2 separate regions of the Homo sapiens genome follow, and region 1 is linked to region 2. Evidence: read pairs that join two places in POLR2A ChIA-PET (ENCODE). Cell type or tissue: PC-9. All regions are shown on one strand. Links, peaks and the distances in the headings refer to the core of each region. The heading gives the core; the rest is flanking DNA.

Region 1 (14,696 bases), core at 55-4,054, 130 kb after region 2:
ACGTGGGACGTGCTTCCCCGAGGTCACGCTCTGCCGTCTCTCCGGTTGAAAGGTGGATGGGGACGCCCCCTGCGGCTGGTCCCTCCCACTTCCCACCCTGACTAGAGGGAACGGATGCTGGCATAGGAGAGAAGGGGGCGTGCGTGGCCCCCGCGGGACTGCTCCTCTTGTGTGCCTGCAGGGAGGAGAGGGCATATGGCGTGGCCCCAGGTGCGTGTCTGTCAACGAGTGCAGAGATCATTCCAAACACTGGCTGGCAGGGTCAGCTCCTCTTTGCCAACCTTGGGCCAGGACACATTCTCCAATTCTCCAAGGGGCCCAGTGTCCCTAAAGAAGTTTAACATTCACTACGACTATGACAGCAAGAGAATGAAAGAGCCTCCAGCAGCTGGGACTGACGATCCTCTGGAAGAGAGGAAACCTAGGAAGTGAAGAATCATAAGTCCTGCCTCTGAGCAAAAACATCCCCCTTAGCGTTCATCTGCTGGCCTTTCAGAGACTTACGACTTTAGGGAGGAACTGTTGGGACTCACCTCGCAATGGCCTTCAAGCCGTCTCTCCTGGACTCAGCAAAACTTACGTCCTCGGGGGAAGTGTGGGTAACTGCTCTTAAACCTGTGAGAACCTGGAAAGCAATAAAGAATCACAGAAGAACCATAAGCTATAACAAAGTGCACTCTTTAGGGAGGTGGCAATGTTGGCCCGGAGCCACAGACCCCACACCATGAGATAGGCAGCTCCTGGCACCACCTTCCTCACGGCCATCCATGGCCCCTGGTACAACCCAGGAAGGACACCCGGGGAGAGGTCACCTCCAGCCTCTCCACGGCCCCCAGTACAACCCAGGAAGGACACCCGGGGAGGAGTCACCTCCAGCCTCTCCACGGCCCCCGGTACAACCCAGGAAGGACACCCGGGGAGAGGTCACCTCCAGCCTCTCCACGGCCCCCAGTACAACCCAGGAAGGACACCCGGGGAGAGGTCACCTCCAGCCTCTCCACGGCCCCCAGTACAACCCAGGAAGGACACCCGGGGAGAGGTCACCTCCAGCCTCTCCACGGCCCCCAGTACAACCCAGGAAGGACACCCGGGGAGAGGTCACCTCCAGCCTCTCCACGGCCAGCCCCCACCCCAGGGTGTCACTGGGGGTCTGGCCACACCCTACCTGAGGTCCCCCCCTTTTGTCCTACGCTGAGACCTGGGGTATTGACAAAGGAAGCTGCTGGGTCCCGACAACCTCATCTGTCATATCTCCAAGTGATCCTGTTTCACATTTATCTGTGTTTCAACTGGATAAACCCCCACATGCGAGTTTTAGATGGCATGGCGGCTGCGAGGCCCACCCGCCACACAGGCAGGAGTCCGTCTGGAGCTGCAGATCCTGAAGTGCCAAGGCTGGATCCCATGGGGAGGGAAGGGCGTGGGGAACCCAGTGGCCAGGGCCTATTCCAGCTTCAGACGCCAGGTGGCCGGAGGGGAGACAAGCAGGAGTTCCCGGCAGGTTGGTCAGTGGGACCAGCACCACAGGAAAGCGTGAGAGAGCAGGTCACTGAGGCCAGCGTGGGGCTGACCTCTGGGAGGACGTGGAACCACCTCTGCCCCGACCTGGATGCAGGATGCACGGCCGCAACCAAAACAGGACCCGGCTCCACAACGCACAAAGGCAACTGTGTTCTCCTCACTCTCGGCAGCTGCTTCTACAAACAACACCTTCTCCTCCCTCCCAGAATTCAGCTTTTTCAAGTCTGTCCTCTGACAGCAAAGGGTTCGCCAGGGCCCTAAGGGGCCACAGACCTTGGGTGCCCTCTGCCCCCTTCCTCCTGGCCACAGGTGCCGGTTTCCAGGAACCCCCTCCCAGCTACAAGCACTGATGGGTTTATTAACGGCTGGGCCTACCTCATGCCCCAACACACGAGGCTCCCACACCCTCGCCCTAGGCCCCGTCCACTGCGCGTGGCCAGCCTCACCTGCTGGAGCCGGCCTTTCAGAAGGAAGCCTGGAAGGGCGCCCAAGGCCAACGAGAAGCCACAGCGAGTCATCTCCTCGGGGTTCCGAAGCTCAGCCAGGTACTGCGTGATCAGCTCCTCTGAAAGGAAGCAACGAGTGTGAAGAGAGGCCCTCTGCTGCCCATCGTGTACAGCCACACCCGACGTGTGCCCCAAACAGGAGCAAAGCCACAGTGAACAAAGGAGGAGCCGCCTGAGGTTCCCAAAGCAGACACGTTTCCAAAGTGGCCTACCTCAAAATAGGAATCAGAAAGAGAATTTTTTTTTTGAGAGAGTCTCATTCTGTCACCCAGGCTGGAGTGCCGTGGTGCAAGCTTAGCTCGCTGCAGCCTCAACCCCACACTCAGCCTCCCAAGTAGCTGGGATTACAGGTGTGTGCCACCATGCCAAGCTAATGCATGATTTTTATATACTTATAATAATTTTAAGTGGTGATTCACACACTTTTGACGTGATTAATAATGCATGTTCTATCATATGACATAAAGGAACACTGTGGGCCAACATATGTGCATGTGACACTTTAAAAATAAAAGTACGATTCATGAAGCAGATCCCTCGAACATGATGTGCGAGAAGCAAGCCTGAACTTCAGCACGGGGGTGCAGGATGTACAGTGAGGCGGCACAGCAGCTACGCACGGGACACGGCGTAAAGCCAGCCTAATGCTACTTTCATAAAGAAGGAAAAAACAGCAAAATGTATTAACGAGTGAAACACACAGCAGAAAAATGTCACGGTGCATACAAAAATTCTAAAAACACTGACCGAGTGCAGTGGCTCACACCTGTAATCCCAGAACTTTGGGAGGCTGAGGCAGGTGGATCACCTGAGGTCAGGAGTTCGATTCCAGCCTGGCCAATGCAGTAAAACCCCGTCTCTACTAAAAATACAAAAATTAGCCGGGTATGGTGGCAGGCACCTGTAGTCCCACCTACTCAGGAGGCTGAGGCACAAGAATTGCTTGAACTCAGGAGGCAGAGGTTGCAGTGAGCCGAATCACGCCACACCACTCCAGCCTGGGTGATGGAGCAAGAGGGTGCCGTCAACAGAGACGCGTCCCTGCTGAGCCACCTGTTCAGAGCTGATGCAACATCCTGGGCAGCTGCAGGACCTGCCCACAGCTCCTCGGCTGGGAACCTGAGACCCGAACAGTCCCACTCCAGCCATGATCGTGGTGGCTCTGCTCCACTGCACAACCGAGGCCTCCTCCGTGCCCAGACACTCCCCAGCAGCTTCCTGCTGGAAGCCCCTGGAGTCTTCAAGAAAAGGGCTCCCCACTCACCCTGAATTGCGGGATCTGCCTCCCCCGGCTCCTTCATGTAATATTCACTGCATAGAGCAGCCAGGGCCGAGACTGCTGCATCCTAAAACAAAGGCAGCACGGTGAGCGCACAGCAGCTCTGCTCGGAGAAGCCCCCGGCCAGGGACAGAGCAGGTCACTCTGAAGTCGGAGAAGCACCTGACCAGGGACACCGTGGTCACCCTGAGGTCAGAGCAGCCCCTGCCTGACCAGGGACCCAGCGGGTCGCCCTGAGGTTGGAGAAGCACCCGGCCAAGGACACAGCAGGTCACCCTTGAGGTCAGAGAAGGACCTGACCAGGGACACAGCGGGTCACCCTGAGATCTCGGCACAGCAATGACTTTCGAACCAAACCAAAAGAACCCCTAAGTCATGCTACTCCTTTCCAGCACGCCTGCTCACCATCATCTGTCAGATACACGCATCACTTTACTACCACTACAACTAAGAAACTGAATGGATAACCTGATTATTCCTTCCACAATGTCTGTCTTCTAATATGGAACAATAATAAAATGGAGCATATTTTTCTTTCCCAGAAATAGTTATGAAGAAAAAGGCATACACTATGCACCCAGAGTAACGGGGCAGGGCCTTCAGGCCAAGCCACGTCAGCCTCATTTAGAGAGACAGGGCTCCGGGGGCGCACTGGGAACAGGAGTTGGGGCCGGACAGCAGGAGACCCCCGGGAACCCATCCCAAGGCCACCAGGAACCGTGGTGGGAGGGACGGCAATTGCTGCACAGAGCAGGAGCGGGCAGAGAGTCACCAGTCCCGCCGCGTGCGGGGCTCAGTGCCACTGTCTCCTCGAACCCCCACCTCTGCCACCTACGGAGGAGCCTCTCGTGACCACACAGCCAGCAAGTGGCAAACACCAAACCCACGTGTTCTTTCCACCGCTCCCCCGAAGCCCAGGAGCCGAGGCCAACAGAGCAGCCTTGGAGAGGCACTGGGGGCGGGGCAGGTGGGGGCCATGAGCAGAGGAGGTGCGTCGTCTACAGGGTGCTGCATTCCACGAGTCACCACCTGTGCCAATCCCAGGGGCAAAGTGCACCAGCATCATGGCCAGTGTGAATTAATCATGGACTTTTGAAATAAAATTTTGAGGCACTGATCATGATGCATTCAAATTCAATTAGTAGAACGGTACTTGGATCCTACAGAATGTTCAAGTTCCTTAAGAAAAAAAAAATAAGAAAATTGAAGATGCTAAGGAAAAAGAAATGCTAAGCATGGAGGAAGTCAGAGAATTACAAGACACCTAAATGTACTTCCATTCTTCATCCTCAATATCAAAACCTAGTCAACGTTGGTAACCATGGTTTTTTTTGTTTTTGTTTTTGTTTTTGTTTTTGAGGCAGGGTCTTGCTCTTGTCACCCAGGCTGGAGTGCAATGGCGTGATCTCGGTTCACTGCAACCTTCGCCTCCCAAGTTCAAGCAATTCTCCTGCCTCAGCCTCTTGAGTAGCTGGGATTACAGGCACGCGCCACCTCGCCCCGCTAATTTTTGTATTTTTAGTAGAGATGGGGTTTCACCATGTTGGCCAGGCTGGCCTCGAACTCCTGACCTCAAGTGATCCACCCGCCACTGCGCCGGGCCCATGGTTTCTTATCTATGCAATGAGATCAGCGTTACAGCTCTGTGAGTCCAAAGTCCACCTGTAACCCCCAGGACGGGAGGGGAGGGCAGGTGGCCGGGGACACACACACACACTGGCACCCACACAACATGACCAGGTCAATGTGTGCGAGCAGAGGTCCTGGGGTGCTGTTTTCTCATCTGCACAGGAGCATCATAAAGGGAGTTTCCAAACCTCAGATCCTACAGGACACGGAACTCAACAGAGCACAGTTACTATTGATGCAGAAAAAGTATTTCAAAGGTAACTATAATTAAAACAGCCAGAAGCAATAAAAAATTAAACATTCGGATTCCAATGGCTGTATTGGATTTTCTGGTTATAAACCGTGTAGACGCTACCATCCGGGATTCCAAATAGAATTATGCCCCCATTTGTCAGTTATCAGGCTACTGCAGGGACAGCCTCATGATGCACAGTCGCCAACACAAACACCATCCGTGACTAACACACTAACACCGCCACAGCGCCGGCCGGGAACGCCCATGCTCACTGTACCTTCATCTGCTGGCGGGAGTGACTTGAGATGAGATGGAGATGTCTCAAAGTGTCATTTATCAGCCATTGCCAACCATCTGTCAAAAAATCAAGTTAGCGTACCCAGGCAATCAAAAACACCATGAAATCAAAAACAACAGCAAAAACAGCTTCTATTAATACTAATCTTAAAGTCGATGGTAACCTTTGAGAGGAATCTGTGGAAAAGCCAAAGTGAACATTCTCCACGTTGTGTTAAGTCTAAGGCCCCTTCCTCTCATGGCTGTTAAATTGTGTAAGCTCTTATTGAGGGAAATACCAGCATTCTGTAAATTTTTATACATCACATTTTGGGAAACTTTTATTCTTTTGTTACCCCTAAATCTTTTCCTTCAAACGGTCTCCCCCGGCTCCCACCAATATAAACCCAAATCTTTAACTCAATTAGATCCTGCACAAGCAACAAATGTGAAGGCTATTCAATTAACAAAAAAAAAGTCCTAACTTCTGAGGCTGCTGAGACAGCCCCGGGACACCACAGCCCTGGGGGCTCCCTTCACTGTGCTCTGGCAGCCCAGTGTGGGGGGCTGCTGAGGAACTGGAGCCGCCTCTGCCCACAGGGTCCGTGGTGTCGGCGGCCGGCACGCTCCTGGTCCACGAGGGCCTGGGTGGCTGCAGCTCCCGACTGTCTGCCTGGGAGAAGAACTGACCCAGAGTGCCGGGCCCTGGGCATGGAAGCGAGGAGGTGGGGGTACTGAGGTGACGGCGGGGAAGGGCCCTCCTGTGTTGGGGGGAGAGGGCGGTGGGTACCCATTATTTAAGCAGGTTCTTGTAACAACTTCAAGGCAACGTATCCGATTAATATCTTGAACCTTTAAGCTATAATCGTTTATCGCCCCCATCCTAACAGGTTCATTTTTACCTTTTAATCTGAAGTCATTCTGTAAGAAAATGCTATTATTAAAAACAAAAGCACTTACCAATTACGGTGTCACCTCTAAAGGGCATTTTGGAAAGTGACAACTTTTCTATTAAAACACACACTGGAAAAAAAAAAAAAAAGGATAGACGCAATGTTACTTTTCTAAAAGCGCCTGCCACAGCGGCTTGCCTTTGCCACATTCTGAGTTGTGTGCGGCCAGCTCCTGCCCCTCACCCGCCCAACCTACCCTGCTGCCAGGGCTGGAAACATCCCAGAACCATTTCAGAACCACCATGAGAAGCCCAAGACGCCTCCTCCGCTGAGCAGCCTGAAGAAAGTGCTGCAGACCCAGCCACGTGGCAGAAGGCCCATGTGTGAGCCCACGTGCACTTCAGAGAAGCCGGGCCGGCCTGTCAGGGAGCTGCAGACGTCCCTGTGACAGGCTGTACGGGAAGCATAGCGGCTTCTGCTCCTAGACCTGTCACTCAGGACCCAAGCGACAGACAGCCATCACCTGCAATGCTCCAGACCACAGGTCATGCCTGTCACTTCCCCACATAGCTCGTCACTCACACTCTCCATGACCAGAAACGTGGCCCTGACCAGCCACGAGGGGGCCAGGACGCACGAGACAGAGACGACTGGACAGCATCAGCAGCTCCCACGGCCACACACTGCTCTAGCTCCCACCGTCTCTACCTAACAACGGAACCCACTCGCAGACGCCTGCTGCACACTTGTTCATGGTATTTGCTATTTCTCCTGAGGGACTAAACTCTCCTTCCATTTTTTGTCACCGTGAACAAGGAGGCCTGACCGTGCTACAGATGCGGAGGCCGTCGGTCCACCTGGCGTCCCTGCACACAGGACAGGGACCACACACACACTTCCCATCGTCACAGATACTGCCACTCATCAAACTGAACAGACCAGACAACTCCTGTTCCACGAGAGACCCTGCTCTGTGTCTGTCAGCACCAAGATTCTTCAGTGCCAACCGCAGCCGACTGGAAAGAGGAAAACGGTCCTCTCGATGTGAAGTAACCTGGTACTTCCATGCCTCCGAGGTGAGGCCGGCACCCTCACCGTCCACGGCCACGTGAGTCTGCTCCTCTTCTGCATGAAATGCCCACACGTCTGCTCTGCCCCATTTCATACTGGATCCTTTACCTCGTCACAGGCAGTTTTACAATTTAGTCTTTGTACACTAATTAACTTTTTACCTTTTCGACTGTAGAACAGACGTTTATTCTCAATCTCCGTTTTCCCTACCAACCTACACATGGTCTATTCTTCAATATAAGGCCCAACATAATTATCTCCTTTTGTTTCTACCTTGTGGAATTATTATGATAAAATCTGTTAGCTGGGGATTACATGCCAAGAGGGGGGAAACAAAAAGAAACAAAAAACCCCAGAAAACCAGTTCTTACCACAAGTTAGAAAAACCCAGCGAGGGGCTGCTGGGACCTGACATTCAGGGTCTTCTTTAAACTCAGAGGAGGGGAGGAGAAAGGAAGCGCCGGGCGAGACTCTGGGCCCCCCCCGTAAACTACTTCTCTTTACTTCTGCGCAGATTTGAAAATTTCTAAACTAAGAAGTTTTCTTCAGAGACTGACACTGTCCTACAACGTCTCCTAAAATTTCTTCGAGGATTTTTATGATGGTAGTTTTTATGCGTAAGTTATTAGTTACTCTCACATTTAGTTTTAGATACGACTTTACCTTCTTCCACGTGGGCACCTGTGACACCATCACTCACTCAAGTGACACGCCTTTGTCCCAGCGCGAATCCTTTCAGCTCTGAACAGAGTACTGCTCTGATGTGTGTTGAGGACTGGGAAATGAAAGTCTTAACTAGTTTTTAAAATAATTTTCTTGGAGATGCACCTGCATGTGAACTTTAAATGTATTTTATAATCAAGTTAAAAACGGCACGCGCGGCTCAGCGGTGCCTCAGCCTCTCACGAAACGGCACGCGGGGCTCAGCGGTGGAATGAAGCGGTGCCTCAGCCTCTCACGAAACGGCACACGGGACTCAGTGGTAGACATGAAAAGGCTTGTACCCACATCTCGCACAGGAATATTCCTGGCAACCTTGTTCACAACAGCAACAGATAGAAATAGCCCCAGTGTACTCTACTGAGTGCTGGTCGAACACACTCTGGTAAAACCCAACCGTGGGCTAGGAAGGCACAAACTGTGAACACATGGACAGCTGGATGGGGTCTCGGCACCACGCTCACAGAAAATGCCCACCTCGAAATGCCACGACCATACGAGTCGATCATGGCATATTCTAGAAGGGACAGACTGGTGGCAGGGGGGCAGGGTGAGAATGCAAAGGGCAGGGGCTGTCTCTGTGGGAAGGATGCAGGTTTCTGATTTGAGTGTGGAGTTAGTTACAGAAATCTACACAGGGCATCAATCTGCACGAAACTAGACACACATGGCCACTCCACACACACATGAAGCCACGAAACCGCACAGGCCTGCAGTCCAGTTAGAGGCAGGGCCTCGACACCGCAGTCCCGGCTCCAACACTGTCATACCCGGAGTCACCGCGGAGGAAGCATGGGAAGCACAGCCAGGCTCTATTACTAATCTCATAACTTCCTGTAAGTCTATAATTATTTCGAAATGAAGAATATTTTTTAAAAACTAACAGACTAGATAACGCAGACCAACCCTCCACTAAGACATTTTTAAAAGCCAGACAAAATGAAAACACACAGGAAGTGCCTGCAGTTACCAGAGAGCTCACGAAGACCTGAGAGGGACAGAGCGGCGGGGGCCAACTCTCCCCGGCTCACGGCTGACTCCAGGGGGCGCCACAAGAACCAGAAACCCCCAACAGTGCATCCAGGAGCATCTCCAGCTAGCAGGAGAACGGGAGTCCAGGATGACCAAAGGGAGAAGCGGTAGAGCCCTCACCACAGGCTCTGAACCCAGAGGACCACACCTAGAAATAGGTGTAAAACGTGGGCCAGCCCAGCACGGACCCCTCCTACGTCCCAAAACCCAATGGAGGTGACCCCGACAGCAAGCACCCGCCTCCCGTCAAGAGCCAACATCAAGTCTCTCTGGGAGAGGAGAACATTGCAGACCTCAAAGCATTTCTGTCATGTCTTGTTCCTGCAGCTTGGTGGAGATGCTTTTCATGTATGATATACCGTCCTTCAGAAACAGCCACAGAGGCTCCAGATGATGACATTAAACAAAGATTTTAAACCATGCTTAATATGTTCCAGGATGTGAAAAAAATGAAAACTATAAAAAATAAGTTCTGAAAAATAAAAAAATTCAAGGATGCGTTTAACGGCAGATAAGGCACACCTGAAAGAATTTGTGACAATGAAATTTAAATCAAAGAAAATGTTCCTGTAATCCCAGCACTTTGGGAGGCCAAGGTGAGCAGATCACAAGGTCAAGAGATCGAGACCAGCCTGGCCAACGTGGTGAAACCCCATCTCTACAAAAAATACAAAAATTAGCTGGGTGTGGTGGCGCATGCCTGTAGTCCCAGCTACTCAGGAGGCTGAAGCAGGAAAATCGCTTAATCCCGGGAGGCGGAGGTTGCAGTGAGCTGAGATTGTGCCACCGCACTCCAGCCTGGTGACAGAGCAAGACTCCAACTCAAAAAAAAAAAAAAGAAAAGAAAAGAAAAAAAAAAGTCCAAACTGAATAAGACAAAACCAGAGGAGGGAGTGTAAGGAGGCGTAAAGAATTAAGTGCGGTGATCCAGACAAGACGTGGGTAATAAGAGTCCCAAAAGGAGAGGAGAGGCCAGTGAGCAATGTTCAAAGAGATCATGGCTAGGAATTTTTCTAAAGTGAACAAAACATCGACAGAAAATACAGATTATGGAACAAGTATGAACCCTAGAGCCCCAAGTCAGATAAACACAAAGGGAACTTGTTCTAGGAATATCACGGTAAAAGTGCTGAAAACCAAATAAAGATAAAAATCTCAAAAGAAGCCAGCGAAACTTAAAAGATTGTCTCCAATACAGTAATAAGTAGACTGGCAGCTAACCTCTCCAGAAGACAAGAGACTATTATCTTTAAAGTGCCAAAACACAAACGAATGAATAAATGCAAACTAAAGTTTCATTCTTAGCAAAAATAACCTTTAAGAATCAAAGTGGGGAAAAAAAAAAAAACAGCACCTTTGGGAGGCCGAGGTGGGTGGATCACCTGAGGTCAGGAGTTCAAGACCAGCCTGGCCCACATGGTGGAACCCCATCTCCACTAAAAATACAAAAATTAGCCTGCCACGGTGGCGCATGCCTGTAATCCCAGCTACTCGGGAGGCTGAGGCGGGAGAAACACTTGAACCTGGGAGATGGAGGCTGCAGTGAGCCGAGATCGCGCCACTGTGACTCCAGCCTGAGCAACAAGAGTGAATGAGACTCCGTCTCAAAAAAAAAAAGTGGAAAAAGCCATTTTGGTATAAACAAACGAGAGGGTGCCACCAGCAGACACACACTATGGAAAACACTAGAGTGTTCTCCAGGCAAAGAGAAAATGGTCCTCTTAGAAGGTGAGAAATGCAGGACAGAACAAGAAGGAGAAGCAGCAGGTGGCTGTGTGGGTAAATCCCAGTGAATTCCCACGGAACAAGAAAGAGAACAGGGTATCTGTACAGGTAAATCCGAATGAACTCCTGTGTGATTTAAGATACAGGTAAAAGCGAAAGGCACGACAGCACCGGCCATGTCTCTGCTGAGGGGACAGGGGAGGTGGCAGGTGTGTACAGGGCATCAGAGATGGAGCACGGAGCCCTCACCCCCACAGCAGGAAGTCCATTAACAGCGTGTCCCCGGCTTGCTAAGTCACGATCCTCCACACACCTGTGGCCGACTCAAGGCTCACCAGTCCCTCTGGTTTCCCTCCCGTCTTCGGCATGAGAGGAGAACTTTTCCTGATTCTCGTGACGCCTCTGGTGCAAGGCTGTGAGCCAGATGACCCCCTTCCTCCCGGCCCCTGCCCTCGGTGATCCACATGTGAGCAGGATAAAAAAACACCTGTGGTTTTAAGACACTGAAACTTGGGGATTGTTTCAAGAGCAAAACGCAGTCCACCCTGACTGACAAACCCCTCCTTCATCGCTGCTTCACTAAACAGAGTTCCTGTTTCTTTCCTTTGATTCTAAAGCATGAAATGCAAGAGCCACTGAGACTAAGACGGAGACAAGGGGACGCTCATCTTCCTGGCACCGGGGGAAGCAGCTCAGTTCAGGCCACGCTGAGGACATCCAGGATGTTCATCTCCTCTCGTGAATATTCACGACAAAGGCCAACCTGTATGACATTTCTTTGATATGGGGACGCAGACGACTCCCAAGGGTTGAGCCACTTTTCCCACAAAATGTGCAAAAAACGTCTGAAGAAATCTGCGGTTCGACACCTCCGGGGCACCTGCGGCCAGGGCGCACCTGATGCTCCTGCGGGCGGCATGTCACCGACATGCCGGCGTCCTCGGGGGTAAGGGCGCCATCCTCTGGCCTGGGTGAGAAAGTGACCAGCAGCCCCTCCCCGTCTCCCACATGTAGCCCGTGAACCCGCAGATTTCTCACCCCGACAAGAGCTTGGAGTCTTGTCTCACTTGAAAGAACACATCTAAAACTAAGGATATCAGGAAACAGCTGCGTACATACAGAACTCAGAAATACAGAAGCAAGGAAAACAGACAGCTAAAAAACTGAAAGGGTTGCCTTTGGAAAAATAAAAATGTGGGACTGGGAGATGCGGGGCCAAGACCACAGACGCTATGCAGAACTATTTCCCCTTCTGAACTATTCCTACTTGAAAGCTGAAAGGGAAAATAATTTCCTACGAAGTGTAAAAATGAACGAGGAGGAGAAAAAAACCTGAGTTGACACCAAGGCTCAGTCAGGATCACCAGGGACACAGCCGGCTTCAGAGCCTGCAGGCCAGAGTCTCCTGGGGCCAGCAAAGGCCATGGAGGGGAAGGAGCTGCACAAGGAGGGCCGGCGCCGGGAGCTGAGGTCACGGCTGGGGAGTGCAGGCAGCCAAGGGGCCCCCAGGGAGGGCGTGGGCAGCATGGGCAGCTTTCCACGGGACACGCCCGCCACGGTGCGAGGCGACATGTGCAGGAGTGCCGCGTTTGCACTCAGCGGTGTGAGGGAGTGCAAACACCGCACTCCAGCAAACACACTCATGGTGCAGACACAGCTGGAGGCCGGCAGGGGGCCCAGAGCAGGGATGCCTCCCATAAAGATGCCCTTCTCCACGATGCCCCCCAGCAATCCACACCCTGCCGTGAACCCTGAGGGATGCATCCCAACAGCACACGTGCCCCAGAGCAGAGGGCAGGGTGGGAAAGCTGGAGTTGGGGGTAGAGAGAGGCAGACAGAAACCACCCTGCACCCAGCACCCCCAACAACAGACCACAGCCCTCCACCATCCTTCAGAGCAGAGCACCGAGAACCCGGATGGCGTGAAGACGCCAAACACCGAAACCGCGGTAAGGGCGCCTTTTTAAAACCCGGACGAAGCACATCAGTGTTTAGGTTCCACGGTTACTTGTGCAGCCTGCAGTGCCTGCCAGCGGGGAGCAGTGGGTGTGGTGGGTGAGGAAGGGACAGGACAGGGTGGCTACTTTGTCTCAAGTCTTTCCAAATATCATCATCAAAAAGCCCAACTAGAACCCACAACATTCCCCCTCTCCCCGCTAAGTGCAAATGCAGCCTCACGCCCAGGGAGGGCACGTCGCGTGGAAAGCTGCCCACGACAACCACACGGAGGCTCCAGGACCTGCGGTTTTTCCATGGTTTCCTCCTGAGCTCGTGACAATTCTGCCCATCATGGGTAGGTGGCAGCAATGCACAGGCCAACGGTGCCCTGCGGCCAACAGCGGCCAACGCCCAGCAGGACCCCTAAGGGGCGGTCACTCTGGAGCCTGGGGGACATCAATGTGGCTGCCCTAACCACACATTCAAGAAGAAGAGCAGATTACAGAGCAGCACCTCCCCAATGGGCCCCGCTTCACGGAGCAGGAGGGTAAAGGAAATTCAGCCAAAATGGCGTCCTGGGGACTCGGAACGCATTCAACTCCATCGCCGCCAGCTACAGGGACTCGGAACGCCTTCAACTCCGTCACCACCGGCCACGGGGATTCGGAACGCCTTCAACTCCATCACCGCCAGCCACGGGGACTCCAAACGCCTTCAACTCTGTCGCCGCCGGCCACGGGGACTCGGAACACCTTCAACTCCGTCGTTGGCCAAAGGGATTCGGAACGCCTTTAACTCCCCCCTTTCATGGTGGGCAGTGGCTCCTGTGCAGACTTACTGCTCAAACACCAAGAGCGACCCTAAAAGCAGACCCCGCAGCACACGGGGAGCACGTGAAGGTCGTGTGAAGGTCGTAGGACTGCCTCCAACTGCCATCTCCAGGGCACGACCCGTGTCGTGGGTGGGAAGTGGGGGACATTGAACCCTTCTGAGAGCACTCGACACCCCACTCCATCCCAAGCCAAACTCCTAGATCCAGAAACGGCTTACAGGTCACCAGCTGTCCATGACATGTGGGGGATGGTCTTGATCCCACTAAGGAGGCAACTCCGGGCACCCATGGGTACGTCGGAAAGGTGACACCCCTGCACCGTGTGCTCTGGAGGCATCTGAGGGACAATGACCAAGTCTACATCCAAAACATGACACACCGGTCTTAGCCAACAGGGACCACCTGCAGAACTGGCAGTCCCATGCCTCTGACGTCAGCTGACAGAAACTGGCTCACGTTTCTAGGATTGACTTTCCCGTGACGTCCATCAGACTCATGAGAACACTGAGCTAACACCAGCAGAAATGCAAGCTGGCTGCTCTCAGTACAGAAGCCCGGCCAGCCTGGCTGGAGATAGATGGCTGCAGGCCTCGGGCAGGTCCCTATCAGGTCAGGGCTGGGAGGTGTGGACAGAAAGCACAAGAGGCTGGTACAGCCCTGACATCCGGCCGTGGGTTCCCCGAATCCCAGCCTGCTCTCCTCTGCTCAGACCACGCAGACCTCAGCAAAAGTCTGCACACAACCGCGATTTTTCCAAGCTTCCTCACCAGCTGTGCCTCCACACTCACACTCACAGTCCCACAGCGAGGGGCTGAGGGTGGCGTGGGATGGGCTGTCCACAACAGCAGGGCCCCAGGAGCTGTGTCGGGGAATCCAGCTCCCTGGACCTTGGGGTCGGCTGCTGCCATCAGGAATGTCTATGAAATCAGGCTTTTCCTTTAATACTCTGTGGAACAGTCTAAAATGTGTTCTACGCTTCCCTCCTCCTCACATGCTAAAAAAGAATCAGCAAAGAAAAAATGCCCGACTGTCCTAACCC
Region 2 (13,344 bases), core at 8,067-12,066:
TTCAGGGAAGGCCAGCCTGCGGCGGCGATGACGATGACAGATGGCGAGGGTCCGAGAGCCTCGTTACCCCACAGTGACCCGAGACGTTCGGGACCAGGAAACTTCCCGAAGGTCGGCCAACCCGAAAGTGGCCAGGGCCTCCAGGCACCAGGTAACAGAATAAGAAATATACATTTGGCCTCTGCCCTGGTTCCCCACACCAGCTCCGAAATCGCTTGGTATTTCCTGGGTGCTAGGAGCGTTTTTTTGTTCAAGGAGGTGACTCTTGGGGGCCCCTAGACAGCTTCAGGATGGGGTACGCTCACCGGGAAGACCAAACATCAATTAGAAGCTTGGAACTTTCAGTCCCACCGGCCTCCAGGGAGGGGAGAAGGGCTGAGATTGAATAACGATCCATTGGTCATGCCTGCCGGCTTCCATTAAACCCTTTAACAGATAGAATCCGGGAGCTTCTGGACTGGGGAACGCATGGGAGTGTGGGGGGTGGACAGAAACTCCTGCACTTGGGTCCTTCCTGGACCCCGCCCTGTGCACCTTGTTATCTGGTTGTCCATCTGTATCCTTTATTACATCTTTTATAGTGAATCAGTGAACGTAAATGAGTTTTTCCCTGAGTCCTGTGAGACTTAGAGCAAATTATCAAGCCTGGGGAGGAGTCGTGGCAACCCCCAACTTTGTAGCCAAGTCAGACGGAGGCGTGTGAACCCTGGGCACCCGATACTTGGGACGGTCGCCTGCAGAGGGGCAGCTTGTGGGACGGAGCCCCAGCCTGCGGGGTCTGCGCTACCTGCAGGTAGTGTGAGAGTCGAACTGAATCGTGGGACACCCCGTTGGTGTCCACTGAGAACTGGAAAGTTGCTTGGTGTGAAAATCCCGCACATTTGGTGCAAAGTGTTTAGAGTGTAGAGAAACAGATGTGTTCCGTTTCAGCCTGGGTGACCAGCCGGGGCCCTGGATGGTCTTGTCTGCCCAGCCCCCAACCTTTTCTTCCCCTGTCTGTGGGGCTGGGATGGAGCTGCTGATAAAGCCGGCTGTGCCCAGGCCCAGGCTGCGGGCTGCACGCTCCTCCTGGGGCTCCGTGACCGACGCGCAGGGCATGCTGGGGACTGAGCGCTTCTTGGGACTCAGAACCCTCCCTGCTAACATCAGGAAAGTCCCAGGCCGACTGGGATGAGTTGATCAACATCGGTTCTGAGTTCCAGGCCAACTGGGATGAGTTGATCAACACTGGTTCTGCTGAAGCTGGAGGGAGTTCACCCTCCGACCTTTGGGGTCACCAGGTTGGCAGGAAGCTCAGTTGCTCCTGGCCGCTGTCCGGGCCTCCGGGGGAGGGAGACCCATGCCCCCTCAGAGGGGCGTCACAGGCAGAGGCTGGGGCTTTGTTCCTGACAGCGGCACCTATGTCCTGTCCACCTTCCTGTGACACGGGCAACCAGCCAACCTGCCTGACTTCAAACCAGTGCAAACCAGTTCAGCCAGGAATCCTGACTCACACACCCTCCAAATTCACGTGTCGGGAAGACGCCAGCCCCGAGTCTGATGACCAGATTTAGCCCAGAACGTTCTGTGAGGCTCCCTCTGACCGAGTCCCCCGCAGGCGCTTTCATTTGCCACCTGGGGGGTCCAGCACCCACCTGCACCCTGTACCTGGTGTCGTCCTGCTGGCATCAGCATTTCCAAGGTGAGCTAGAACTGGTTAAAATATCAGCATGTGGCCCTGAGAACAAGGCCTTTGCCGCCAGCTGACTTTTCTCTCTGGACGCCTGGGCGAGGGCCTAGTGGTATCCTTGTGTCTGACATCAGGGCACGGCTGCAACGGTTGTCCCCCAAGCTGCCCCCTGAATCCCCCATGGATCTCCCAGCCTCCGATCCCTCCCTCTGGGCATTTGCACTATTCAGGGGTGCAGATATTAAACAGAAGGGAAAGTAGGCTAAGTCCCATATGACCTGTATGACAAGCGGGCTAGGACCTGACCCACCTGTGCTGACCTGCGGGCCCCTCACCTGCGGTCCGCTTGGTGCCCTCCAGCTCCCCAGGCCTGGACCTGGCTGCAGAGGCAGCTGCCCTGGGGACAGATGGTGCAGGGGCTGCAGGGCTGGGGGCTGTGGTGGGGAGCACCTCCCTCCACAGGTGGGCCACTCCCAGGGTGAACAGGGATCCAGGTCTGAGGCCAGGCCTGGATGGACGGCAGCCAGGAGCTTCTCAAAGGCACCAGCGGCACGGCCGGCACCTCTCTCAGCTCCGGAGCTCTCTTAAGTTCACAGCCTTAATAGAATTCCACCCATTTGTCCAGGGGGACAACGGGGCTTGGGAAGGAGTGAGAGAACAGCTCCCGCTGAGCCCCAGCCAGGTGCCGGCAGGACAGCGTGAGCCGGAGTTACAGATGGTCAGTTCCAAGAGAAGCCCGAAATCCAAATGTGGATTTTTGTGGAATTACCTGACATTTCGATCACTCTGCAGCCCCCACAGGCATCCGGGGATGCGGGGAGGGGGCGTGGTTGGTTTGCAGCCCCGCCTTGACCATAGAACAGGACAATGGAAACTCTGGGAGGGCCTGAATATTACCTGACTTCACAGATCAAAATGACCAGATAATCCAAACCAGCAGTGTACACCTGGCGTTTGGCAATTCCACACCCACCTGTGAAATTCACTTAAGCATTTTGGAAAGTTTGAGTTACTTCAGTAATAGAATCCGTATCTAACTAGATGTAGGTGTAAGCGCAGTCGTAATGTTTGCTGCAGGGGCCTATTCGCTGGCACTGTCTCAGGCGCTCCTCCTTCGGTCCGTCAGCAGTTCCTGGGCACCAAGCTGTGCTGGCCGCCGCCCTGCACGGTGCACAGCAAAGCTACGCAGCCATGGCGCTCCTTCCAGAACCAACCAAATAAACAGCAGGACTTTAGGGGCCAGGGTGAGGGGGAGAGCAGGGAGGGAGACCTCCCTGTGTGGGGTCTCTGTGCTGTGTGGCCCTGGGGCATGTGCTAACAGGGCTGGGACTGCCCGGACACGCAGCCTGCCCTGGAGTCTACGCCTGCCGTCCCTCCTTGCGGGTGTGAAGAGGCTGAGGCCTTGCTTCTCAAGGAGCTTGGTCGGAGACCCTCCCACACCCCATCCTAAGGAAACTTCTCCCTCCTCAAGCTGCTGCTTGGGATGTTCCCAGCTGCCTCATCCTGGCGCCGCGGCAGTAACCGGCTCACGTGATCACTGGACTCTGCCAGCCACGGGGAGTTGGCAGTAGACAAGAAGACCCTGTCCCTGCCCCAACAGGAGGTCAGTTTAGAGACACAGAGCTGGAGACCACTTAGCAGAACGATCTCCTGCAAAAAGGACAGGCAGGTGCTGGGGACAGTCCTAAGGCACGGAGGGGTAAAGTGTGTCTGTGCATGAGCCAGAGCTTCATAAGCTGGGCTGCCTCATCGCCTTTCGTAGCTTAGGACAACTTGGGCTAGATGGCCCCAGAGCCAGGTCCTGGGAGTTAGGAGTTGGTCAGGGTACCCCAGGCCCTGGCGGTCGTGAGGGCAGGGCCCAGCCCCAACTGTGCTGGATGCCGTCTGAACTGTGCAGGGGCCTGAGATTTTACTTTCGGGCTAACAAGCCTGCCTGTTTCGTGGGTGCTGGCAGGAAGCACCAGACTGCTGGGGTCAGAGATAGAGGATCTTAATCACTCACAGCAAAAGCAGAACCAGAGGGTCAGCACCTTGAGTGGGCTCCCAAGCCCCTTCCCCAGCAGCGATGTGCGGGGGCTCAGACAGATGCTGCCCACACAGGGGACTGCCCACAGGAGAGGCCCTCAGCTCTGGGAAGCCGCTGCTGTACAGCAGGCAGACAGTGTGCCAGCTCTTCGTCCCAGAGAGAGGCATCGGTCACCGTGCACACACCCGTGCACACCCCCCTGAGAAACGACCCCGGGGCAGCCATTGGAGTTTGCATTCCTGGCCCAGCAAGATGGGCAGGAGCAAGGGATCCATGGAGGAGCGTCTTCCAGGAAACACTGGGGAAGCTTTGACACAGCCTCAGACCGTGGGGTTCAGGGAAGCAGCTGGGGGCTGAGTGCTGGCCCTCCCCGGCACGGAATACCGTACAGGCCTCGGGTTTCTGGGTGGCTGCTGGTGCAGTTCCCCATCAGCAGGTGTGGGTCCTACCTGCCTTTATGGCCCTGGTGGCCTGTGGAGACGCCTGGTTGAGGGATGGGGGCTGATGGCTCCTCCCAGGGTGGACCGTTGGGCTCCCCTCCCTGCCTTCCCCACGCTCTCACTGCCCCTCCCTGCCCCAGAGGGGAGACTGCTGGGTGGGTCCCACGGCCAGAGCTCAGCCCTCGTGCTCCGCCTTTCCCCAGCACCGCACACCTGCCTCAGGAGGGGGCCGTGCACCCTCCGGGCCTTCTGCCACCAGACCCAGTTGTGCCCAATGATGCTGTGAGCGTCTGTGCTGAGTCTTCATCAGGAAAATGTGGGAAAGACATTAAAATGGGTGAGGAGGTTTCTGGGCATCCTTTCAGTGGGGGGCCAGGCGAACCCCTGGGTTCTCTGGTGCTGCAGTGATCGGCGCCTTCCTCATCTTTAATGGAGCTGTGAGACAGTTCCCTGCACACCAGAAAGGTGACGGCCACACACAGGAGCCCACGGAGGTGCAAGGACACTTGTCAGTGGAGACACGGCTGATTTCCACCAATGGAAGAGAGAATCCAAAGGGGAGGTTTCAGGCCCTGTGGATATTGGCTGGTTTGGTGATGACTTGGGGGATGCGTTCCAAGCACTCCAGTGGATGCCTGAAACCTTGGATAGTGTTGAACCCTGTATAGACTATGTTTTGTCCTATATGTACAGCCCTTTGATAAAGTTTAATTTGTAAAATAGGCACAGTAAGAGATTAACAATCACCAATCATAAACAGCAATTACAACAATCTATGGTGATAAAAATTATGTGAATGTGGGATCTCCCTCTCTCTCAAGGTATCTTACTGTGCTGTACTCACCTGTTTTCTGCAGTTGAGCACAGACAACTCAAGTCGGGGATACGGGGGACGACTGTATTAGCAAGTTCGTTTCAGCTCGATTGCCTAAACCTGTGGATTTTCCTTTGAACCAGTTTTAATATCTTCCTGCTTCCCTCATGAATTAATAAGTTAAATAAAACTTTTGACTTAACACGTGTATTAGTCCATTCTCGCATCGCTATCCAGAAATACCTGAGTCTGGGCAATTTATTTATTTATTTATTTATTTATTTATTTATTTTATTATTATTATTTGTTGAGATGGAGTCTCGCTCTGCTGCCCAGGCTGGAGTGCAGTGGCGGGATCTCGGCTCACTGCAAGCTCCGCCTCCCGGGTTCACACCATTCTCCTGCCTCAGCCTCCCGAGTAGCTGGGACCACAGGCGCCCGCCACCACGCCCGGCTAATTTTTTGTATTTTTAGTAGAGACGGGGTTTCACCGTGTTAGCCAGGATGTTCTCGATCTCCTGACCTCGTGATCTGCCTGCCTCGGTCTCAACAAAGTGCTGGGATTACAGGCGTGAGCCACCGTGCCCGGCCGAGTCTGGGTAATTTATAAAGAAAAGAGGTTGAACTGGCTCCGGGTCCCACAGGCTGTACAGGAAGCGTGGTGGCTTCTGCTTCTGAGGAGGCCTCGGGGAGCTTCAACTCGCGGCGGAAGGCGAAGCTGGAGCAAGTGTCTCCCACGGCAGGAGGAGGAGGAAAAGAGAGGGGGAAGGGGCCACACACGTTTAAACAACCAGATCGCAAGAGAACTCTGTCCCAGGACAGCACCAAGGGGATGGTGCTGAACCCTTCATGAAGGGTCCACCCGCGATCCGGTCACCTCCCACGCGGCCGCCTCTGACACGGGGGATCCCAGTTCGACATGAGGTTTGGGTGAGGACACAGATCCAAACCTTATCAATGTGTGTTCATTCTAGATTTGTGTGTCATGATTTTACTTTTTTGAATATTATCTTTTAACCCTTCATTGTCTGATACAACAGAGTCTCACCAATTAAACTTTGAGAGACCCATTTATGAATCCACACCAGGCCCTTGTTTATGAAGGATATTATGAGACATTTAGTCAGTCATTGAACGATACTTACTGAGCATCTGCCGTGTGCCAGCAGTGAGGGGAGCAGTCTTCTCCGCATGGGGTCATCAGAGGCTTCTGAAACCGACTGGGAAGTCAGAGAAGATCCCAGAGGAGGCGATGCTGGAGGCTGGCTTTGAAGGACAAGGAGGAATTCACTTTAGGGTCCTACCTTAATGAGGGGGTGTTGAGAAGGACAGGGTCTGGGTAGCTGGAACCACCCACAAAAGGGCAGCCATGCTGTCCTGAAAGGGTGGGGATATGGACAGCTGTCACCAGGTGAGCCTGGATTCAATCTGCATTTTGTTTGTTTGTTTTTGAGACAGAGTCTTGCTATGTTGCCCAGGCTAGAGTGCAGTGGTGAGATCTCAGCTTGCTGCAACTTCTGCCTCTCGGGTTCAAGCAATTCTTGTGCCTCGGCCTCCCAAGAAGCTGGGATTACAGTTAGCCGCCACCACATCCCACTAGTTTTTATACATTTAGTAGAGACGGGGTTTTACCATGTTGGCCAGGCTAGTCTCCAACTTCTGACTTCATGTGATCCACCTGCTTCGGCCTCCCAAAGTGCTGGGATTACAGGCATGAGCCGCCGCACCCGGCCAGATCTGCATTTTGGAAAGATGCCCCTGTTCACTGTGGATGCGCAAGAGGGTGAGGCAGGGAGACCCGGGGTGGACGTGCCAGGCAGGCCTGGCCCCGCAGGGACCGTGACATGGGGCAGTAGAGGTGGGTTTTAAGGTGGTGGATCTGCAGGTGCTGGGTGTGCCAGGTGGCAGTGGCTGGAAGTCTCCAGGCCTGTCCTGGTGTGGGACGCCCAGGAGGTACCTCAGGTGTGTGGGGCAGGTGTTGGGCATTGGGGGCAGGTGTTGGGCATTGGGAGCAGGGTTGTGCCTCCTACCTGGGGGCTGGGGGTGCCTGGGCCAAATCCGCCAGAACCGGGACCTAAGAGTTCAGAGGGCATCAGAAAAACGCAAAGACCCACTGGCACCCCAGAAAAACGCAAAGACCCACTGGCACCCCAGAAAAATGCAAAGACCCACTGGCACCAGGCAGGTCATACTCCATGAATTTGTACATTCAGGCTTTTGGTACCCAAAGTTGGTGTTTCCATGGCGACAGGGCCCGAATGGCCATTGAACTCTCCTCTAGCCTGCAAGAGCCAGTGTGGGTCTCAGGCAGCTGACAGCCTCTGGAGGGTGCATGGACGGGCTGAGCGGGGGCATCTTCCTTGCTGGGCACAGCACAGGTGACCAGGCCGGGGTGCAGCTGCACGGCCGCACTGACCACTGAGCAGGTTCTGAAGGGCCGTCTACGTATGCGCTGGGGACAGGACCCTCCCCCATTAATGGTGCCCCGGCAGCCTGCTGTGAGCCCCGCCTTCCACAGCCACATCAGACTCACATGGTCCTCTTTGGGTCACCAGGGACTTTGGGCTGAGTCCTGCACCTTTAGGAGCTGAATAACCCCATTTGTTCTCAGGACCTGGCCCGGGTTCCCCTGCCCCAGCCTCTCCGGCCCCTCTCATGCCCCATGTGGGCTCTTCGCTCTCCCTGTGTAGACCACACCCACCACCCCACATTAGAGCCACGGACTCATCTTTCCCTCCAGACTACGGCAGGCACCACAGCGAGAAATGCGCTTTCTATCACGGTCCAGCACACACTGGCATAGAACGTGCAAAACCAACACAAGCTTTACAAATCAATGCAGCTCTTACTATATGGGACAGACTCACACTTCATCTTTAGGAATTGCCAGTCAGAGCCCAGTGTACTGACCCCATGACCCCTGGTATACTGGCCACAACCTGCAATTTGAAAACTACCCTAGGCCCTGGCACTGAGCCCTTCCCAGAGTGGATGCCCAGGAACGCTTGCGGATTCCATCCAGTCACGGGGACGGCTGGGCTGCCAGCTCCTTCGGTGATCCACGTCAACACCACCCTTGCCTCCCTGGCAACTTGGCGGGCCAGGTGCACGCGGCGGCTTCTCAGTCCAGCGTTCATGTCTGTGCACTGACCGTGTGAAGCCGCGGCACCGAGCACCCCTCAGTCAGCAGTGCAATGTGGGGAGCGCTGGTGCGGCTCCCCAGGCCGGCCAGGTGTCTCGCCTGCATCAGCCGACTTGACTCCACTTTGCCATGAGGAATGGATGCCTCTGTGGACACCAGGGCTGGCATGCCAAGGCCACTTGGCCAGGACGTGGCAGAGCTGAGGGCAGGTCCCGGTGTGGCCCCTGGACTGGCTTCACGCACTGTCCAGATGTGGCTTCTCCCACAGGCTGGCATCACACCTGCTTCTCGGCAGCTGTCTTCCACGTGCGCTGCAGGGCCAGCTGGGGAGGACATCTGAGGGAGGCCGAGGCAGAGCGGGGGCGGCTCCACCTTCGACAGTGACATCAGGGGCACCACAGGGCCCTCACAAGGTCTCATGCAAGACGCAGAGGTGCCCTGGAATGTCCTGCTTCCCATTTATCCTCAGCATTCACTCAGGCACCAGTCGAGCCCAGCCCTTTCTCCCACGTGTGAAAAATGTTATGTTATCTCATGGGAGTGAGTTCCATAAATCACGCTTGGAACCCCCATGAGACGTCTTCCGCCCCTGTTTAGGAGGAGAGTGTCTAATTGAACACGGAACGTTGTTCAGCACAGGCCTTTCCCGTCCACGTCAGCTGCTAACAACACAGGTGCCCCTGCATTGAGCATAACTGGGGCCGCACCCACTCGGCGTCCGCAGGCACCTGCCATCCACTGTAGATTTCCCCAAGACTTGGAGAGCTGTGGGCTTAGGTCACCTCCAAATCCACCTTGAGTGCTGAGTGTGCAGGAGGGCAGCTCCGGCTTGCGGGGCCGTCCCCTGGAGGTGAGGCTGCTGTCTCATTGTGCATCTCCTCCTCCTGCCAACCTGAGAGCTGGCTCCTCTGAGTCAGCCTGTCCCACCCTCCGGGTCCTAACTCCAATTCCTGCAGGGTGGCCTCTGCAGTGAGAAGAGCCTCAGGCCTCGGGACACCTGTGGGATCCTGCAGTCACCACCCCAGGGCCAGGACAGCAGAAGCCCCGAGGCGCAGCTCCAGCTGACAACAAGCAGGGGCTCCTCACTGCTCGGATGGAGAATTCTCCAGGCTTGTGGAGGTCCAGGGTCCAGCCCTCGATGTGGACCCTCAGCAGAGCACGCTGGTCCTGGCCCCCTCCCCGCTCCTTCCTGGCCCCTGCCCCAGCCTCCTGGGCGTGAAACGCTCCATGTGCAAGCCCCTGACTCCGGCTCTGCGTTCTGGGCTCAGGCGGGACGGGGGAATCCAAGACAAACATGGTCCCTAGTACTTGATGCTCACCTAGAATCCACAGCGAGCATCTGCCCGGCTGATGACGGAACGGTTCTGGTGACAGGAACCTCCCCCTTCCTGTAGGCCCAGGGAAGGAGGGCAGGCTGTGGCTCCAGGTCAGTCATGTGGCACTGGGCTTTAACGAGGTAATATTTGCTTGGAAGTTTGGAGACGCTCCGTCAGTCGGATCTCCTTCTCTTTCCAGAAGGCCTGACGGTGCAGGTGGGTGGAGCCAACACTGACTGCGTGCTGACTTGGGCAAGGCGCTGGGTAGGGCTTGGTCCCTCCAAGGGGCCACATGAGGCCGTCCCTTCCCTCTGACGTGTAATAGAATTTCACGGATCTGCAGAACGCCGTCACCTCAACTTCTCTGTCCAGGCTCTGCAATTCACAGGCTTGACTTTCCTTTCGTAGGATCAGCCCGTACCCCCCGGAGCTCCAGGCCGGTACCCCCACCCCTGGCTCAGAATTATCCTCCTGAATTGACTCTGGGTTTCCCTGTGCAACTAGAATCCTACAATCCCCAACAGGTCTGAATCCCAGGAATGTGGGCGGCTGAAAAATGGAACTCGAGGGACCACATCCGCACTTAAGTCTACTGTCCTGAAGACTTTTTCATTTATTTTTTTGTAGATTACTTTTTTAAAAAGCATGGGCTGCAACTCCTTAATAAGTCATTAAATCCACATGGTGAGTCACAGCCTTTAAATAGCTGAGACAGAGTAGGAGAGATGACCTCAGTGCACACATCGCCGAACAGCCAGGCTGCCCTCACGGGCTGCTTTATTATGGGGGTGCTATGGTCACCACGTGCAGAGTCTCCTACAGTCTCGAGCGACCCTGCCCTCCAGGCAGCACCCACTGCCTAGGGGAGGTCGAACCAGGTCTGTTGAGGTTCATCCCCTCTGGAGACTTGGACACACGAAGGTCTAGGGGATCAGGCTGTTGAAGGAACCTGTTGGGCTCTTGTCTTTAAAGCTTGAACTCAGCCCTCACTAGCTGCACTCACATCAGAATCATTCTTACTGGGGACCCAGTGTCCCCCAAGTCTAACACCGTCCGTGCGGACCTGCAGGGAACCTCTGTCTCCCCACCCAGCACCGAGTCTAACACCATCTGTGCGGACCTGCAGGGAACCTCTGTCTCCCCACCCAGCACTGAGTCTAACACCGTCCGTGCGGACCTGCAGGGAACCTCTGTCTCCCCACCCAGCACCGAGTCTAACACCGTCCGTGCGGACCTGCAGGGAACCTCCCCACCCAGCACCGAGTCTAACACTGTCTGTGGGGACCTGCAGGGAACCTCTGTCTCCCCACCCAGCACCGAGTCTAACACCGTCCGTGCGGACCTGCAGGGAACCTCCCCACCCAGCACCGAGTCTAACACTGTCTGTGGGGACCTGCAGGGAACCTGTCTCCCCACCCAGCACCGAGTCTAACACCGTCCGTGCGGACCTGCAGGGAACCTCCCCACCCAGCACCGAGTTTAACACCGTCCGTGCGGACCTGCAGGGAACCTCCCCACCCAGCACCCAGTCTAACACCGTCCGTGCGGACCTGCAGGGAACCTCTGTCAACCCACCCAGCACCGAGTCTAACACCGTCCGTGCGGACCTGCAGGGAACCTCCCCACCCAGCACCGAGTCTAACACCGTCCGTGCGGACCTGCTGGGAACCTCCCCACCCAGCACCGAGTCTAACACTGTCCGTGGGGACCTGCAGGGAACCTCTGTCTCCCCACCCAGCACCGAGTCTAACACCGTCCGTGCGGACCTGCAGGGAACCTCTGTCTCCCCACCCAGCACCGAGTCTAACACCGTCCGTGCGGACCTGCAGGGAACCTCTGTCTCCCCACCCAGCACCGAGTCTAACACCGTCCGTGCGGACCTGCAGGGAACCTCTGTCTCCCCACCCAGCACTGAGTCTAACACTGTCTGTGGGGACCTGCAGGGAACCTCTGTCTCCCCACCCAGCACTGAAGGCTGCTGAGAAGTTCTTCGATTTGGAGACCTGATGTCTTGGTCCATTTGTGCTGCTGTAACAAAATACCTCTGACCATGTGATTGATAAACAGTAGAAATGTATTGCACACAGTTGTAGAGGCTGAGAAGTCCAGGATCCAGGCGCCAGCAGACTTGGTGTTTGGTGACAGCCTGTTCCCCAGAGATGGTACCTTCTATGTGTCCTCACGTGGAGGAAGGGACAGAAGGGCTCCTTCAAGTCTCGTTGAAGGGCACTCGTCCGTCATGAGAGGACAGCCCTCACGGCCCAGTCACCTCCTTAAAGCTCCATCTCCTAACCACATCGCCTTGGGGGTTAGGTGTCAACATATGGTTTGGGGGGACACACACATTGAGACCACAGCACCTACTCCAGGCCCCTGGCAACTGGTACTGAGTCCTCTGAATATAGCCAGTATTCGCCAAAACCTTTTGCACAAACAACAATTAAAAATAAAGAAAACTGGCTATCTGCAATGGCTCTCACTTGTAATCCCAGCAGTTTGGGAGGCCAAGAGCTCGAGACCAGTCTGGGCAACAGCAAGACCCCATCTCTACAAAAATAAAATAAAATAAATAAATACAACTGCCCACTCAGTGAACCCAAAGCTGTGGGGCGTTTTGTGTCACTTCCTCTGCTGGTGCCCACGTGACGTCAATCATCTTTCATCAGCACCTCACTTCCCTCTGAACGAAGACCACACGATCTCCACCCGGCCAGCTCTGAGGCCCCAGGTCCTCCTTCCTGTCTCTCTCCAGGGTACAGTGTCAGTGCCTTCTGTCCGGGCCCTCTGCTGACCTCTCCCCGAGGATCTTCCTACTGCGAGGGCAGTGATCTCAGGCCCCACCACCCTTGGATTTCAGGACCCCACCTCTGCAACCCTGCATTTCTGAAACGCACCTTGGCACTTTGAATGTTCCCAAAAAGGAGATTCTAATCAAATTTGAATTAGGGGGAAGTCAGTGAAAAGCAAATTTCTGGCACCAGGAAATGTACAGGAAGGAAGGTGAGAGGCAAGCCCAGTTCTGGACACCATGTGCTGTGGAGGGGCAGAAGCCATCTGTGACCCCTGACCTCTGGCCCTTACCACCTACCTTATCATGAGCCTACGGCGCATTCTGGCAGCTACAGGGCTACTTTTTACTGAGTCCTTTACAATGAAATGATTCCTAGTACCCCAACCTCTGGAGAACATGAAGTCCCTGGAAGCAAATTCTCAGATAGCTTTTGCTGAACGGTAAATAAGGCTGCATTTTCACTCATGTGACTTAAGCAGTCCACTTGTAAAACAGGCTTTGCAAACAAGGAGGCAATTTAAGGGAAAAAAAACCATCTATGAAGTGATGCTTAACAGAAGTTTGGCTTTGTTGTAACGGTTAATTGACAGAATGATTTGCATTTAATCTTAGTTTTGGACAGCCAAGGATTTGTCCAGGAAGGGCTGCTTACAGCCATGCTCATTAATTGTGAATTACTCATTACTTCAGATCAGCTGGAACAAATCCCAAGCGGGCTTAATCTCTGTGTGCAGGCAGCCCAGGGCTAATGGCAGCAGTCCTTTTTATTGACCCCCACGGCCCTGTCCCCAGTCAACCTCCTCCAAGCAGGGAGTTTCCAGAGGCCTCACAGCCGCCTGGGAGACCCCTCATGGCAGGCTGCTCCCTTGACAAGTTCAGAACTGCTGGGGTTCCCGGCCGCGCGTTCAGGACTCAAATCTGGAGATATCCGCTCTGTGCTCCTCAAGTATAAGGTTAGATAGGGATGGGGCCTGGCCTGTGTTCCTGGCAGGGAAGGCCACCTCTGAGCTCCCCCAGAGCCCGGCCGCCTTCTCCGGGTTCCCAGCCCTGCAGTTCCCAAGGCTGCATGCGGAGGCGGAAATGAGGGCAAAGGTGGAGGGTACCCGGAGCTACTGAGGTCATGTCTTTCCCCAGGCACCCCTTCTC

The links. Peaks named below come from ENCODE experiments on the same cell type or tissue, not always from the same donor. Only the 100,000 strongest peaks of a DNase experiment are listed, where the experiment ranks them.
Region 1: POLR2A ChIA-PET joins it to region 2 with 6 read pairs; 2 of 35 experiments call an interaction of 5 or more read pairs at or near these places.

What each region holds. Positions count from the first base shown.
Region 1 is chr17:82,912,329-82,927,024 of GRCh38, reverse strand. It overlaps TBCD (tubulin folding cofactor D), which reads right to left. Exons shown (of 39, transcript NM_005993.5): 24 at 6,407-6,469; 25 at 5,448-5,524; 26 at 3,292-3,373; 27 at 1,968-2,086; 28 at 534-625. Among named protein-coding and RNA genes, the nearest start is that of ZNF750, 80 kb to the right of the region's middle. RefSeq lists an enhancer at 5,968-7,167. In PC-9, for the core only: no CTCF peak of the experiment used is centred there; no DNase peak of the experiment used is centred there.
Region 2 is chr17:83,053,027-83,066,370 of GRCh38, reverse strand. LOC124904094 reads right to left here. Exons shown (of 4, transcript XR_007065967.1): 2 at 6,980-7,023; 3 at 6,582-6,686; 4 at 5,206-6,215. Among named protein-coding and RNA genes, the nearest start is that of QTGAL, 7.9 kb to the right of the region's middle. In PC-9, for the core only: no CTCF peak of the experiment used is centred there; a DNase peak (open chromatin) is centred at 10,110.